Linked DNA regions of Homo sapiens: region 2 is linked to region 1. A link is a loop called in an ENCODE intact Hi-C map of the cell type or tissue named here. Cell type or tissue: MCF 10A. All regions are shown on one strand. Links, peaks and the distances in the headings refer to the core of each region. The heading gives the core; the rest is flanking DNA.

What was found. A loop is a pair of places that touch in the nucleus more often than their neighbours do. Peaks named below come from ENCODE experiments on the same cell type or tissue, not always from the same donor. Only the 100,000 strongest peaks of a DNase experiment are listed, where the experiment ranks them.
Region 2: it touches region 1 in a loop (13-fold over the local background); 3 of 110 quality-filtered maps call a loop at or near these places.

What each region holds. Positions count from the first base shown.
Region 1 is chr13:110,407,776-110,416,683 of GRCh38, reverse strand. The region is part of intron 4 of COL4A2 (collagen type IV alpha 2 chain); the gene reads right to left. LOC124903267 (small nucleolar RNA U13) reads right to left here and starts at 2,479; the gene lies at 2,378-2,479. RefSeq lists a silencer at 4,188-4,482. In MCF 10A, for the core only: a CTCF peak has its summit at 4,244 (motif pointing right); DNase peaks (open chromatin) are centred at 803 and 4,373.
Region 2 is chr13:110,269,813-110,278,720 of GRCh38, reverse strand. All of the region lies in intron 1 of COL4A1 (collagen type IV alpha 1 chain), which reads left to right. Among named protein-coding and RNA genes, the nearest start is that of COL4A1, 33 kb to the left of the region's middle. In MCF 10A, for the core only: a CTCF peak has its summit at 3,857; no DNase peak of the experiment used is centred there.

The DNA of each region.
Region 1 (8,908 bases), core at 418-8,417:
AGATGTACATTTTAAAGCAGAGAAAAAGTGGATGATCTCCTCTTCCCCACCCATAGTATCAGTGTCTGAAAACCCCTGCTCCTTATTCTAAAAATAGGCAGCACATGGGTGGTTGTGCTCAATGGCTTTTAGCCCAAACTTTTTATATTCTGGATATGATTTTGCCTGGCATGTGTTGGAAAAGTTGATTTTCTGGGAAAGCCTTTTATTACCTCTGTGCTTTTAGCAATAAATGCATTTCATTTGTCTAAATGTGAATCATTGTGTAATAGACTGATGTGATTTCCTAAGCCTGCTTGTCCTCTAAGAAGACTTGGAGTCTGATTGTGGATGAGTTCAGGGCCCTGAGAGCCCAGACTGCACCTGAGGAAAGGGCCAGGAGGAAGCAGATTCTGGAGCTGCAGGCAGCATGCAGAGAGCTTTGGCTGTCAGGCCGCGAATGGGTATGAAACGCTCTTTCTAATTTAGCACTGCTGACATGCAATGTGTCAATGCTCAGAGCATCACCCTCATGCAGCCTGGATGTCATGAAGAGGTTACGGATGCTGTGCTGGTGGCCTCCACTTACACGGTTAGAGAGTGACAATTAGCATAGGCGGCAACTACTGAGCTACCAGGATCACACGATGATTGGCAATTAAAAGAGCTAATTGTCTATACTTACGACCTCACTCACAGGCGCAGGTTACTAATTTTCATGTGCCAATGGCACGTGCCAATATTTTCCTGGTATTCTTAGGTCATCTTCACACCCAAGAGCATGGCATGACTCATGGCTGAGATGGTGTGTTCCCATTGTGCCATGTGACTGTCATTACCCCATGGGGCCTCTGCAGGTAGTAAGCAGCTAACAGCCCTGCAGAGTCTGCCCCAGGTGGAAGCAGAGAGGAAAGGCGTGTGGGTGGCCTTCCAAAGGCGGGCTCCCGGTGAGTTGAGCAAGCAGGCCGCCTGTCTTCCAGGGTGACTGCTCAGGATCTGTGGCACAGCCCAGGGACAGGACCAAGAGTTATATCTATTTTGCATTTAGACTGAAAAGCGGTCTATATATATGAGAGAAAAAAAAATTCTTTAAGTTAGCATTATATTGAGTTGGTTCCGCTACGATAATACAAACACACACCACATTGGCCAAGTAAGAAAAAAGGTTACGAGCCAAAAGTGGGGCAGTGGGCATGGGGAGGGGGTTTGAACTGGCTGTGATGCACAGCTTTTTTCCCCTCTTATCTTTATTTGAAATGTTCCTGAATAGGACATGCTTTAAATAGAACTCCACCTTTTCTGTTGTTACAAAATGCTTGATAACCACCATTGTCCTTCTCCTCCTTTGGCTACTGCCTAGTTAACTGTTAATTTTATTTTGACTTCATTTTCTTACTCCTTTAAAAAAATTTTATCTTTTAATTTACATACAATAAAATTCACTTTTTTTGGTGTGTTATTTGGTGTGTCATTAACAGACACAACAAATAACAGAGTTGTGTAACCACCACTATCAGCAAGAGACAGCAAAGCTCCATATCACCCAACATTCTGGGTGTTGCCCCTTTGTTATCAAATGCTCCCTTCTCCAAACCTCGGTCCAACCCTCATGTTTCTCCCTCCATGTAGTTTGCCTTTTCTAGACACTCACAGAAATAGAACCACGCAGTGTGGAGTCTTGAGCCTGGCTCCTTTCACTTAGCACAATGCATCTGAGATTCCCCCAGAGTGCTGCTGCTACAGAAAGACAGGGGAAAAAGATAATTAACAAAAAAAATTCTACCATACAGAAACTAAAGAGAAACACGGCTCCAAAGTTCTTACCTAGAGTATGGATTCATTTTATTTTGGATAAAAGAATATTTCCTTCTCATACATTATGATACAAAAACAACCTTTGTCTTGCTTAATACGCAAACACAAGCCTCATTCCCTAGCAAGAGTCTTACAGATTATAGACAGTGATAGCCATTTGAAATTAGACCAATATAATATCACTTTTCACATTTACATCTCTGCTTTTTGCCATTGGTAACTGATTATTTTCCCAAAGGCTTCATAAGATGTTGGACTTGGAAGGGACCTCAGAGAGCATCTGGGGCATCTGAGAGAGATCGGGGGGGTCGGCAGCGTGAGAGTCACCTGGGGGCTCATTAGCAATCAGGCAGGGCACTTGGGCCCTCTCCTGTCCTGGATTTTAACAGGGTTCCGGGTGATCGTTCTGAAGTGGTCCCTGTCCCAGGACTGGCCTGGGCTGGCCGCCAAAGTACCAACAACGGGGAGTCTCAGACCTTGTGAATTTTCTGGTCTAGCAGTTTGGGAGTCAAGGGAAGGAGCCTGGGAAGAATTTATATATGTATTTTTCTTTTTCCTTGTTTTTTTCTTTTTAATTTTTTCATGTGAGATGGGTCATGTGCTGACATCTTAACAAGGTTTGAGAGAGGCATGTCTCACACGAGTGTGAACGCCCCAGCATCATGCTGATGACCCACAAAAGGACAGGGAATTTATATATATGGAATACATATCTTTTGAGTCAGGGTTTTGCTGTTGCCCGGCTGGACTGCAGTGGCACAGTCATAGCTCACTGCAGCCTCAAACTCCCGGGCTCAAGTCATCCTCCTGCCTCAGCCTCCCAAAGTGCTGGGGTTACAGGCATGAGCCACTGCCCAGTCAGGAGTTGATGTTTTCAGCAAGGCCCCCAAGCACTTAAGATTCACAGGCAGGTTTGGGAGCCATGGAGTGTGTCTAATTCTCACGTAGACAGGTGAGGGGGCAGCCCAGAGAGATGAGCCTCTCACCCACAGCACCTGGACCCAGTGGTGCTCTGCATGCAGCAATACCGTTCCCCAAGCCCTGAGGGTCCCACATGCTGAGGGTCCCACATCACAGTCCCGGCTGCTCACCACCGCCAAGCACTGCTGGCTCATGTCTCATTTGTGAAGCAAAGGTAAGGGGGCCTCTGAGAGACCTGTCTGCCTTGCCCCCAAGCCACTGTGTCAGCTCTGCAGGCTCTGCGAGCCACCCCGCCATAGCCTTTGCGTTTTTTTGTCCCCCACTGCCCTGGCACACCCCTTCCCACGCTGGCACAGTGCACTGCACTCTCCAGTCTAACTGAGTGCCTAGCGGTTGGGCCAGTTTCTCTGGAACCTCAGGGCCATGGCACACGCAGCCCTCGCTGCCTGAGGCTCTCAGGGTCACTAGAGGATGTGACTCAAGCATGGGCTCTCTGGGGGCATCTTCCCCTCCTCACAACTGGAGGAGGCGGCCGGGGCTTCTTCCCCATGGCACACTGCAGGGCACTGCCATACTACATCTCTGTACCCACATTTCACGTGAGACCGCGAGGCCCTTGGAGGTAGGGACCATGCCTCATTCACACTCTGTCCCCGGCATCTCTTGCAGGATTTGACACACAGAACACACTCCATGTGCTGTCTGTTAAACACATGCGTTATGGCACTGCTATTTACCCCCTCTGCCTGGCTCCGAAATTCATGTTCTTCCCACATGGAATCTTCTATTTTTAGACCACGTTTCTGACCATTATAATGACTTCCCAATTTCTGATGCCGAGCAGCAGTGGGTCATGCTGTGGAGGACTTCACCCTCTCCTTTAGTCCCCTCCACCCTCCATTCAATTCCTTCAGTCACCTTCATCTACCGGAAAACATCATCCGCAATCTCAACTCTTCTCCAAGCCCTGTGCCCGCCCAGTGGAATTTCTGATTGTTCGTTCCACCAGATGATCTGGTTTTATCACCTGCATTATCAGGGAGAATGTTTCCCAGGCCTCTCAAGTGGAGTCATAAAAAAGGAGACCACCAGACTTGTGGAAAGGAGGGCTGGGCCAGTGAGGCCCGCGCTCAGCATCTGATGAGATACATCAGACCATCTGCTGGGATCGCGCTAGAAAATGAGGCAAGGGCTCTGGAATGCCAGGACTCCCTCCTCCAAATTTAGTTCTGGTAACATTTGAACCAAGTGTTTTGAGGACAACTGTCGGTGATAAGCCAGACCTGCGTAAGCAATTCAGGGCAACTACTGTGACTCAGGGGCGTAAAGGTTATGGAGGGAAGGGGTGAGTTTGTCAATGTAGGTCTGTGAGAAAGCTATAAAAGGAAGATGTTTAATGCTTACTGAATGTCTCTGTTTTAAAATCAGATTTCAACCTTGGGTCCAAAAAAGACACGTTTTTGTTTGGTCTTTTTACTGTTTCTATGCCAGGGTATGAGGTCAGCAGATTCGGAGTGACGTGCAGTTCTGGTGGTGAACACGAGGTGGCAGGCAGTAGCATCCACCGGCCCTTGGCTGGAGGCACAGATTTGCAAGCGGCAGTGATGTCAAAGATTTTGAGATTGTTTTGGGTTACAATGACTCATCTCAGTGGGAGAGAGGGCAGCTCCCTCATTTGTCACGGGGAGCTCACCTCCCATGGGGAAAGTCCTGACTGCAGAGTTCCAAAGATGTCGAAAGAGCACATCGAATTCCATTTTCCTTTCTACAGGGTGGTGGAACAAACTCAATCACTGATTGGTTGGACAATTCCCTTCCCTTTGACTTGCTTAAAGGAAAGTGTTCCAAATTTGTGTATTGGCGGACCTGTTAGGCCCAGCCCATTGCAGAGGGTCCACAAGAGAGTGTTTCAGGTTATTAGCTTTGACCCCTGGTTGGGACTAAGCTAGAACAGCAGCTGACATTTTTACTCTAGACTGTTCACTGTTCGGAGCACTTTCCAACAGTCAGCCTATGTAGTCCTCACAAACCTCTACGAGGTAGGTACTGTCATTGTACCCATTTTATGGTGAGGAAACTGAGGCACAGAGAGGTTTGGGCCATTTGGCTGGTATATGAAAGAGAAGAGTCATATGGGGCTTTTCAAAAGAGTTCCATAGGGCATTGTCATCCACACAGACTTCCCTTGAGGAACAGACATGACCTTGGACTCTGAATACATCTTTTCCACTGATCTTCCTGAAGCGATAATTAAGCCAAAAGCAGATGGACAAATTGTCTACAAAAATAAACAATGTATGCCTGGGGTTCATGGAAATCCGTACAAAACCAAGCCAGCCACAGTCCTGCAGAGGTGATTTAAGAACATGGCTTCTCTGCTTTAACCCTACCCTGCTCAAATGTAGCCATTTCACGGCTCATTAATCCCCCTCCCTGCTAAAGAGTGATGGGTAGAAAAAGAAGGTGAAACCCAAACAAGCCATTTCTGTTACTTTTTAGCAATGCTGGTCAAAAGGTATGCAGAGGAGGCCCCTGGAGCTGCAGGCTAATACTCTGAAGTAGTAACACACTCCAGGGAAATATTTAGACATAACCTATGCTTTCTCTACCTTCTCTGAACAGATTCGTTGTTGAAAACAGGCTGCATTAGGAAGATTTTCTAAACAGCTGTGGAGTTCTGCATGCTAAAAAGGTTGGCTGTTTAAGCATATTCTGAAGCAGGGTTTAGCTGGACCTTGGAGAAGACGAGCTTTGTGTTCCAGGGGAGTTGTGGGGAATCAGGAGGCCGCTTCGCAGAGGCCCAGGTTCCTTGGGAGAAGGCTGTCGTGGCTGAGAAGACCTGTAGGGAGGCCTGGGTGCTGACCACAGATAGGAGCTGAGATGGGACGTGGGAGACGGTGGTAGAAGTCCCTGCAGTAACCCCACAGGCCGTGAGTGAGGGCTTAAGAGCATCGAGAAGAAGGCAGCTGAGAGGAGAAAAGGGCAGAATGGTGGCCATTTGGTTTGTGAACAAACCGAAGTGATTTAACACTGATCAGTTAAACACAGATTCACGTGATTTGGAGCCCCGTGCAGTCAAGAAGGAAGAGTACCAGATTTGAAGTGCTACCGGGGTTGAATCCCAGCTCTGCCAGTTCTATGACCACAGGCAAGTCACTGCCCTTCCCTGAGCCTCAGTTTCTTTATTTGGGAAATGGAAATATTCACTGATACCACCTAGCTGGGTTCTGATGATCTTTCCACCAGATGGAAGAAAGATGTCACTGTTTTGATTTCTGAACAAACCAAGCTGATATAACAGTAACATCAGTAACATATTTTGTCGTGAAGAAAACAAAAGGGTATGAAAGTGGCTTCGAATTTGACGCCAAGAAGAAAAGGAAAGCTACGGGAGAAAAAGAACAGGTGCTGGGGGTCATGTACGAATGGGAAGGTTTTAGGAAGGTGCCAGATGACAGCACCAGTGGCAGAAGCCCATACATCAGATGGTGAACTTGGAGTCCATGTCACTGAACCCCAAGGGGCTGTCCAAGAACAGAATGAGTCTCACAGTGATCAGAATTATGTTTGTTTACAGCCAGAAGCTACCCTCAGGATGTTAGCAGCAACTTAAGGTATCTAAACATACATTTGACCGTGAACATGTGGAATTATGAGCTTGGCAACAACGCCTAGAGAACAACCTGGGCTAACTTTGAGTGTGATAACTGCAAGCCCTGCGAGGGGACAGGGGACGTGGCCCACGAGTGGCTGAGCAGCCTGGCTTCTTGCTCACGGATGTCTCACGCTCCCTGTTGCCTTGAAGCTTGGTGTGAGGAAGGTTAAATGGCGGACAGTAAAAGCCAGATCCCAATTCAGTCTTCCTCATCTCTGTCTTTAAAGGTATCTAATATTTTGGAAATCACCTCGCTAGGAACTTGTACAAAGCTACTGTCCACAGTAACACCGAGTGTCTGATGCTGGTCCTGGAACCACTGGCTACCAGGGCCACCTGATGGCCCTAGCATTGGCTCTGGGGCGGGCGGGACGTGTGGGCCGGGTTTCACCACGCCGGGGTTATTGTCTGTCGTCTCTCCAGTTAACAAAGGGCTGGTGCTATCTGGACATCCTGCACTCCCCCAAGACTCCCCGGTTTGGAATGATTATTTGGGCGAATGCTGAACACACATCCGCAATTAAAAAAAGAACAACAAACCACAAGAAACTGATCTTTCTTTAGTCTGGTGGAAAGATAATGCATGGCTCATTTGTCCAGACATGAAGCCCGGGTCCTGGGTGAGAGGAAACCAAGTGACATTAAAGTCCATTCCAGAGAAGTGACTCAGCTGGCGCCCTGTTCTCATGACATGGGCGAAAACAGCCTCCAGAACACTGGTTCTTCCCAACAGCACTTGTTAAAAGAGAAATCAATAGCAGTTTTCATCCACGAAATAGAAGGCAACAACTGAGTGCAGCCGTGCTGCTCCCGATACGCTTCCTGCGCATTTGGTGTTCACAAAGGTGTAGCGGCAGCAGCGCAGACACCAAAGATGCACGCGGTTCATTAGGAACAAGGAGCATTACTGGGAGAGGGAAACTAGAGACCCGGGGTGGGTCTGCGCTGATCACGGTACATTCTTGCTTTCTTTGCGGTTGGAATATCCATATTGCGATTTACCCGTCACAGCCTGGGTGGTCAGCTTCGTAATATTAGTAAGATTATTCCTAGAAAGCTTCACCCGTGATGTTCTTGTGAGATTTTTGTGCAAGAATGTGTGTATATGTGTGCATGTGTATATGTGCGTGTATGTGTGTACATGTGTATATGTGCATGTGTGTACATGTGTGCGTGTGTGCATGTGCATGTGTATATGTGTGTTATGTGTATGTGTCCGTGTGTATATATGTGCATGTGTGTACGTGTGTGTGCATGTGTATATCTGCATGTGTGTAAACGTGTGCGCGTGTCCATGTGTATGTGTGTGTGTATGTGTGCGTGTGTGCATGTGTGTGTATATGTGCGTTATGTGTATGTGTCCGTGTATATATGTGTGCGTGTGTACGTGTGTGTGCATGTGTATATCTGCATGTGTGTAAACGTGTGCGCGTGTCCATGTGTATATGTGCGTGTATGTGTGTATATGTGTGCGTGTATGTGTGTGTGCATGTGTGTGTGTATATATATGTGTGCGTGTGTGTGTACGCGTGTCATGTGGCTGTTGTGGTCTTCTGCTCTCATTATGACCTGTGTTTGTCTCACTGTGAATGTGCTGTTCCACCAGGCAGGAGCAATGCCGCAAGGATGTTTGGCGCTTTCTCTCTGTGTCCACGCCCGACCATATGAAAGGCCTTCCACACCAGCGCATCCCGCTTCCTCACTCCTAAAGGATCCATGACCCCGACGATGGCCAGAGGGCGGCTCTGCATGTCTGGAACTTTGGATACACTGCAGTGGCAACACCTCTCACATCAGACAGGAGCGGGAGAAGGGGCAGGACTTGGGGACGGCCAGCCGACGGTGAAGCCAACTCTCCTGGCCTCACATCCCAGAGTGTGGGTTCATTCTCTTTTCAGGAAGCATGGTCATGGAGGAAATTTTTCTCTATTCAAAAAGAACCTGGACACATTCCAAAGCCACTTCCTGTCCCCCATTCACACCTTGAACCATGGTGAGCTGGTTTCTGGCCTGACACTCTTCTTCAAGGGCCTGCAATGCCACTATCCCCAGCTGTGAGGGCCCCTCCCCGCCCTGGGGACCCTTGTGGCCCCAGCACAGCTGCCCCCTCCCTCCTGGAATGGGCTCTTCTGGTGGCCACGGACCCGCCTGCGTTTCCCCTCACTCCTCTGGCCCCTTCCTGATTCCTGTTCTGCTCAACATTGGAGTTTTGCTGCTCTCTTCCCCTCCAAACTCATGAGGTGGGATACTTCATTCACACCAAACGGCTTCAGTGAACGCTCAGAGGTGGATGGCTCCTACCTCCCTCCTGGACGCCTCTGTCTAGAGGGTCTAGAGATACTTTAAACTCAGCAGGCTTCAAGTTGAACTTCTTACCTCATTTCCTCCAACCTTGCTCCCAGCAAAACTCCAAAAAACAGAAACAACCCCCCTTTCCTTCTCTGCTCCTTAACTCGGTGAATTGCAAGGCCCACAAGCCAGGCTTCAGAACCTGAAATGGGGGAGACACTGCTGTCCCCCGTCCTCACACTGCACTGG
Region 2 (8,908 bases), core at 637-8,636, 140 kb after region 1:
AAAGAGGAGGAAATGCCCATGAAGAAATCAGTTATGAAATCAATCAGGAGCATATTTGTTAAGCATTTACTATGTGTGGAAAATGGGTATCCTTGGGGAGGAAAGCCTTTTTAAAAAGGCTGTGAAGTCACTACATAGTACTTTGCAGATGTGTGTGTATATATGTGTATATATATATAATGATTAGAAGAATGAATGAATGGATGAATGAATGAGCACACCCAAAAGAAATGTCTAGGAAGTGCTTTCATAACCTCTCTAGTGAGTCCAGAGTATTGTATGAAATGCAATGCTTTCAAATTGTGGGAAAATACGCAGGTATTTCCAGAATCCAGGTCACAAAGACCAAAGAAGAATGATAAGGCTAGGAAGGCAGAATACATAAGATAGTGCAAAGGGAATAAAAATGTCAGATGGGCTCATAAAAATTCTGTGAATACATTGTGGAAAAAGCTAGGTGCAAAATAGCATTGGAAAGGAGGAGAAGAAAATATAAAACTCCTGTCAATGTAGGCAGTGTCTCCTTGAAACTCACTTCACCTTTTATGAGATTATCATTTATACCCATCTGCCACAATTCTAAGTGGCTCTATTGAAACTTACTAAGTTCTTCCGAGTTATTGGGAGAAAATATTATTCTAAATACGTTAACGTATGTACTTCTCAGTGAAGGGGGCTGGAAATAAGAAACTAGAGTTCCATTTGGGATCATTTTGAAAGGGGAGAAAAGGCTGGGGTAAATAGGAAAGAATTTTTTAGAAACTTTCATCAAAGGCAATAATGCTAGCATGGGTTACTTAATAATTATAAAAGATGATATGGGAATTAAGGGAAATGAAGCCAAGTGGAGATTGGGAAATCTGAAGAAAATGAAATTGCTTGTTTGAAGTGAGTGACCTTTAACTTACTCAACTTGCAAGACGTGGGTCAAAAGATAGAGGGAGGGGAGGACAAAATATGTCCAAGGGTCAGCTCTGCAAAGGATGGCCTGAGTCACCCAGAGTGAATCTGAAATGCCTGGTTCCAAGAGATTTCCATTTTATTTATGTTTACAGATTTAGGGGTTATGAGTGCAATTGTGTTACACGGACATACTGTGTGGTGGTGAGGTCTGGCTGGTGGATGCCCATCACCCGAACAGCAGTTCCGAGAGATTTGAGAGCAGAGTGCAGACCCTGGGAAGCTGGAGGTGGGTCCCACACACAGCTGAGGAAGAAAAGGGCCTTGTTGCCAGTACTCTGGCTACGAAGTTATCATAGTACCTTTGCAGGAGGGATTATTATATTAATTAGCTTAAAAACCTTGATAAAAAGATGTTCTGAAAAGATGACTCATCCTATCACAGGTTTCAGGCAAAGACAAATTGGGGAAAATAAAGAATGGCTTAGACAGAACATGTCAGCAGCCAGTTTTTAAATGACATGTTTGCCATGTGATATTTCACAGAAATGGCTACACAGAAATGAAATGTGTTAACATTGATGATACAGAAATATCCAATAAAAATAGCTTAAGAGAGTGCTTTTATGCCCTGGAATATAACTACAGAGGACCGTATTGATAAATTATATGGTAAGATTTATTGGGATGCAAATTTCAATCATTTAAGCTCGATTAACGTACTATACATTGGTTATCTAAACTGGAGTTCAAAAACCCAGATGTCTACTGAGGTCAGGCAGATAACTGGGAGCAGCCAGCTTTGTGAGAAAACGCACATCCCTGCAAAAGGATCCCAGTGGGTCCCTGCTTTTAAAGGTCTGGGAAGGAATCAGAAGCCTGGGGCCTCAATTTTAAAATATTCATTCAAAAACTTCTAGAATATGGTGCAGGCCAAACAGGGTACATCTGTGGCCCGAATCTGGCCTGCGGGTCACCAGTTTGCAATCTCTGTTCCAAAGTTAAGGCACCCGGTATCTTTATACTGCAGAGTTTTGAACTGTGTTGTATGGATTACGTAGCAGTCGTGGAATTAAAACTGGTCACAACAGCAGGAGAGCAGGTTCAAGGCCAGCATTTGTTCTGAGTGGCTGGTGTGGAGTACCACACTGAAAGTAGGGGTTTTTGAATGTTATTTTGCCTACAGTCAGAACATTTACATACTTAATGGAGTGCATAGAAATTGATACTGAGAAATTAATTATTGCCTGTAATATTTGGATTTAGTTTGTAGTAAATATCCTACAAAAATTTGGAACCCTCCCATGCAACCTGTATAAAAACGCTCCGGGTGTAGAGGAGCCTCAGCAGAGGAGATGGATTTGGCGGTACAACGAGAATCAGTCTTGAAGGCCAGGACGCATTCCCCAGGGGCCTAACAGGAGGCTCATGAACATCTGCAGTGATTTATTGAACCAGTGCTGGAAGGAAAATGACAAAATATTTGAGTCAACAATAAAACAATTATGCAGATGTTTTACGAAGCTCTGTTCCACTGTTTCGCAATCTGGGGTGGTACACATGCAGGTTTTTATTTTTTAATTGACTTGATTTTTAGAGCAAGTTTAGGTTCACAGCAAAATTGTACAGAAGGTACCAAGAGTTCCCACGTACCTCTTCTCGGGCACACGCATGGCCTCTCCCATGATCTCTACATCCCGCACCAGAGTGGGTCATTGGCTACAGTGCGTGAACCTGCACCGACACGTCACTATCCCCCGTCCATAGTTCATGCTGGGGTTCACTCTCGGTGCTGTACTTTGTATGCATTTGGACAAATAGATAATGACATCTATCCATCATTATAGTATAACATAGAGTTGTTTTACTGCCCACAAAATTCCTCCATCCTCTGCCTATTCATCCCTACCCCCTTACCTCTGACCCCTGGCAAACTATGGATCCTCTTGCTGTCTCCGTAGTTTTGCATTTTCCAGACTCTCTTATAGTTGTCTTATAGTTGGAATCGTATGGTATGTAGACTTTTCAGATTGGTTTCATTCCCTTAGTAATATGCATTTGAGGTTCCTCCATGTCTGTTCACGTCTTGATAGCTCATTTATTTTTAGTGTGAATATTCCATTGTCTGGATGTCCCACAGGTTGTTTGTTTGTTCACCTAGTGAAAGACGTGGTGGTTGCCCCCGAGCGTTGGCAGTTATGAATAAAGCTGCTGTAAACATCCATGTGCAGGGTTTCGTGTGGACATAAGTTTTCAGCTCATTTGGGTAAATAGCAAGGAGCATGATTGCTGGATTGTGTGGTGTGTTTGGTTTTATCAGAAACTGCCAAACTGCCTTCCCGAGTGGCTGCACCATCTTGTATCCCCACCCGCAATGACTGAGAATTTTTGTTGTTCCACACCCTCACCGGCACTTAGTATTGTCACTGTTCTGGGTTTCAGCCACTTTAATAGGTGTGTACTGGTATCTCATTGATTAAATTTGCATTTTCCCCATAACCTATGTGGAACGCATTTGCATATGGTTATTTTCAACCTGTTTATCTTCTTTAGTGAAGTGTCTGTTAAGGTCTTTGGCCCATTTTTTAATTGGGTTGTTTGTCTTTTTATTGTTGAGTTTAAGATGTCTTTGTATATTTTGGATAACAGTCCTCTATCAATCAAATATATCTTTTGCAAATATTTTCTGTGGCTTGTATTTCCATTCTCTTGAATGTCTTTCCCAGAGCAGAACATTTTGATGTTAATGAAGTCCAGCTTGTTAATTCTTTCTTTCATGGATCATGCCTTTGGTACTGTGTTTAAAATGTTTGGTCATCTTCCTTGGGGAATGAGCGGAAGGTGACGGCTGCGAGCAAGGATTTTTGGAAGAGAGAGAATGCATATTTTGCTTTTGCCTTTGAGGTGCTGCAACATTTAAGTAGAAAGTCCCTCAGTGCTGCCATCTGTTGCTGTGGCCACAGCTTCCCTCCTAGGGCCTGGCGTTGGCACAATCACTGCTTTATGGACATCAGTTCTCTGTTCTACATGACAGGGAGGTTCAATTAGTACATCCCTAAGCTCTTGCTACCTATACAATGTTATGATCTCATGAGCGGATACTGTGGCTATCAGTGCACAGCCAGGCCACTCTTGGTTTCTTTTCCTGACACTCCTCCCATTGCATTTCTGTCTAACAACGGTGACGAGGTTGGAGAGAGCTCCAGGGGTGGTGTGCCTGCCGCATCCTTTCACATATATTGTATATCATTTCAACTCAGCAGGATAGATGATGCTGACCCCACCTGACCAGGAGGAATTGAGAGGTGTAGGGAGTTAGTGACTTGCTCAAAGACACACCAAAGGCAAGGAATGCGGCCAGATCCAAGTTCAGACCAGCCTCCCGAGGGCTGTGTGCTTTGATTTGATCACCTGTTTCTCTTTGAATTATACGTGCATCAGATCAGAACATCTAATAACACTCATGGGAAAGGGGGCTTCCTAAAGGTGGAGTTACTGCAGGTATCCTGATGCCTGCTTTCCAACCTGCCTTGAATTTTCATTGACTTAAAGTTGAGCTACATACGACGTATTAGAGAAGAAAACCATGGACTTCTATCCCATTATAATAATTAGCTGATGATATTGTCATTATTCATACCACTGCTGTCTCCTCATTAGGTATTGTGTTCATTGGGAACAGGGCCTTAATATTTGCCCCTGTTTACCCCTAGTACTTAGCACATTTTATCTTTTATAGGCATTTAATAAATATTTATCAAAAATAAGCAAATGCACAATACAGTAGTAACGCTGTATTTTTAAATAAAAATTCATTTTTAATTTGATGAGGCCCTAGATCTTTTTGGTCTGTCTTCTGAAGTCAGGATTTTTGAAATGTAGTGAGAAAGGAAGGGAAATGGGATCATTTAGTGCTTTAAACTGCAGTGTAAGCACTCAGTGTGTCTCAGTTGTAATGCTCTTTTGGCAGATGCGCGTCTGCAACCCTGAACAAGTTTCAGCCTCACTTGACTGATTAGTTGCCCTCATTTAAAAGAGGAGCCACATCTGTGCAGCACTGATGGACACTGGGGTCAGTCTGAATGACCCTTCTAACCTCAGAATTAGAGGGTGAGTTTTCCAGACTTTATACCCATTCCCTGGTGCCTATGCTTTTGAAAGAAGAAAGAAGAAAAATTCTAGGTGTTTAGTTCTTTATTATTCAGTTGCCATAAACAATTTAAACCCCTTTTTTCCAACCAGACAGTTAACTGTAGGATCTGAGTTTGGAAACAGACTCTGTCCTAGGATCTGTGTGTTTAGGAGCGAGCTCGGCTGTCTGAAGACTTCTTCCCTGACTAGGTGAGATATATAGAGACGACACTGCTGGATGGAGTTGTCACAAGTGGAATGAGGTGATTTAGGTAAAAAAGCTTCTGCAAAATGCTGTGGATGGTGGTCTAAGATGCACTCAGCCACTAACAGAGCCTTTTTGACACAGGTAGGTCATTCCACTGATTCTCAAGACGAACCCATAATAGACCTTTAGGTCCTTCAAAATATACATCCCGCGTTAGCAGGGACCTTCTCCACTTTTCTCCATTTCGGTACCCACAACAGTGACCGACAGTTACAAGGGTTAAATGGACATTGCTGAATTCATGTGAGTGATTTGCCAGGCCCATAATGCCCCAAAGGCCCAGTAGGTAGTTGGATCTGAAAGCACTTGCTCTCTGAGACATGATCAGGCAGCCATTTACTGTCTAAAAACTCTCTGAAAATTTTAACCATGCTTATTTAAATTTTACCACACATGTGCACACACACCCCATTTATTTCCCTGGAAGGAAGGAGAAGGTGGAGGAGAACGTTCCCTTTGCTTTAGGATTCCCTTTGGGCATATCTGGCACAGAGGAGCGATGCCTGGGGTCCAGCATCCCTTATCAGTTTCCATGGGCACCTTATTGATGGTGACAGGTGAAGGGTCGGACGTTCTGACATCAGCCACATCATACTTCCATAGTAGAGGTGACATTCCAATGTGGCTTCCTTTTTACCTGCTCAGGGTGTAGCGAAAAGCAACTTCTGCCTTGTCTCACTGTTGACATCTTACCTTACTGTTGGCAAGAAAAGGATTAGGCAAATAGGAAGTGACTAGTGTTAGGTACTGGCCTTCCCGGCTTTCTTCTTCTTTTCATTTGTAGCGAAGTGTCACCATTGTGGAACATCCATGTGTGCAATGCTGAGAAGAGTTCCCCCCCTTTTCTTTTAGAGGGGACTTATGATGGAGGATGGAAGAAATGAGAATTCAGAGAGACAAGCATGGGCCACCTGCCACGCCCACAGGTGATCTGCGCTACATGCATGTGCTCAGAAGGGTTTAGGGGTTGCTCTGTGGGTTGAGGTGTTTCTTAGAAAGAAGTGTGCAATTTCGAGAGTGTTTCCACTTCAATTTTGAGTCCACTATATACTGTGAGATGCAGAAAAGGCAGAGTCAGCATTTGCCTTCTTCATGTGTTCACGTATCTACGGTCTATGTGAAATTACAGAATTATTACTTTCTCTGTCTATGGAAAAATGTGTGTAGGTATACTTCATTTTTTCTGAGTTACTGAAAAAGAAAAAGAGGTCTGACTTTTAGTTCAAAGCCATTTTTCACCTATGTGCTGTACATTACAGTTCTTAAAACAGTAAAACTTTAAAGGATATTTCTGGCGGAGAAACTTTTTTTGTTTTAAAGAGGCTATGACCAGAAATTTCTGGCCTAATTTATGTACTCCACTTTGATATTGAGTATTGACAAATATTACCTGATCTTACCCCTTGAATATGTCAATTCTTTGGGTAGTGTACCTGTAAAACTGGCTTTGAAGACCACAAATACGATGAGCTATTTAGGATTCATTTTTCAAGTAGTTAATAAAATTCTTAAATTTTGAAATAACTTCAGACTTAGAAAAAAGTTCCAAAGTATTCCCGTATATCTTTCATCCAAATTCCCCAAATGTTAATGTCTTACAAAACCACAGAACAATGATGAAAATGAGGAAAATAAAATTAAGATAATACTCTGATCTGATCTACTGACCTTTTTGGAATTTTGCCCTTTGTCCCATCGGTGTCTTTCTCTGATCTCGGCTCCAGCCCAGGATTCCATATTGCATTTAGCTGTCACATCGCCCTGGTCACCTCTAATCTAAACACATCCTCAGTCTTTCTGTGTGTATGTGGGTCAGGGCGGGGGCTGGCAGGGGTGACCTTGGCGAGTCCTGGCCAGTTATTTTATAGAAAGTGCTTCAACCTGGGTTATCTGATGTTTCATGACTAAATCCAGGTCATGTGTTCTTGACAGAAATAGCACAGAACTGACGTTGTCTCCTCCTTGGGAGGTGTGTGATGCCAGTTTCCCCAATGCCTGATGATGGGACTCTGAGGGTTGGCTCAGGTGGTGCCTACCAGGTCTCTCCATGAAGTTACTGTTTTTCTTTGGCTCCTAATATGTATCTTGTGGAAAGGGCCTTTGACACAGTATGAATATCTTGCTTCTCCTCTTACTTTGCACCGTAACGTGACTATCCCTGAGGATTCTTGCCTGAAACAGCTCTTGCTGCAACGTTCAGTGGTTGGCGCCGCTGTCTCCATCCCGTCTCATTTGTTAGTTGGGATTCTGCAGAAGGGAAGAGCTTTCCCTTTGCTCCCATTTGCTTACATGTATTCAGTTATTTACTTAGATCAGAATGGGCTTGATGATTGGTTTTATTCTATGAATTGTAATCCATTTCCATCATTGTTTTTCAAATCATCTCCAATTTGTTCTTTGGGAGCTCCTTCCAGCTGGCGCATGTGTCTTTGTGACACGTGCTGTCATTTTATGAACATGTCGTTGCTTTCCTGGAATCAGAAGTTCCAGGCTCACTTTGTTCTCTCCCTGCCCCACCCCTGAAATCAGCCTTTCTCTTAAGACTTCTGGACCCTTCTATGGAAAAACAAAAATCTAAGTTAGGGGGGCTAGGCATGCCCATTGCTACTGTGGTGTCTTTGCTTCTAGACCTAACTAAGGCTATATTCTCCGGTGACGCAGTAAATGGTCGCTGTTAGAGAAATGGACATCTCCACTAAGGGCACAGTTTCGGCCAGTGCCCCCAGCCATGGCACGTGTGTGGTGATGGTGGAGAGGCTGTGTGGAGTGGTGGAAACACTGGCCTGGGAGGTCAGAGACCTCGTTCCCATCTGCCCCACCCTAAGCCTCAGCACCTTCCAGTGTACAAAGGGGCCATGAAACGACCCTACAATGATTAACCCTACAATGGTTGTTGTGAGAACAAGTGAGATAATACAATACAAGCCTAAAACAGCAAGAGAAACTAGAAACTGATAGCTCTTCCTTTTATCTCCTTTTCTTACCCATTTGCATCAGAACCTTGGGTCCTTTATGGCAAATTACTTGCTTCTACCATTGTTTTGATCATTTGAATAATTCTCCTCTTAATTAGATGTAGATTTAGATTCTCCTTCCTTGTAGTCTGATTAGAAAACTTTAAGAGGAAGGTTGCACTGTTATGCACTAAAAACAATATTTATCAAGGAAATCGTTAATGTGCCCCTACTGGGTATGGTAGGATGAACACAGGTCAGTTTCAGGTAGATGAACTTTCCTGTTATTTCTCTGAAGAAGGTCGCAGCCTTCACAGCAGCTTCACAGTCTTGCCAGGTGATCTGCAGTGACATCTGGCTGATGCAGACCAAGTATTTCAAACTCAAACCAACAAGCAGCTGTTTGTGTTGGAGTGGAGTGCGGGGTGAAGGCTGGGGGTGCGTGGAGAAGAACGCTCTAGTCCGTTACCAGATCTGGTTTCATTCTGGCATCTCCCTAAATCAGGTCACAGCCATTTCGGCAGGTATGTGTTTCTGGTCTCGCAGTGCCAGCCTCCTGCTGACATTTCACCCTGTATGTGAGGCTTCAGACCCCTTCACCCAGCTGAGGAGGCTAACACGTTTCCTTCCTTCTGCTTGAGAGTTTTGGACCTGA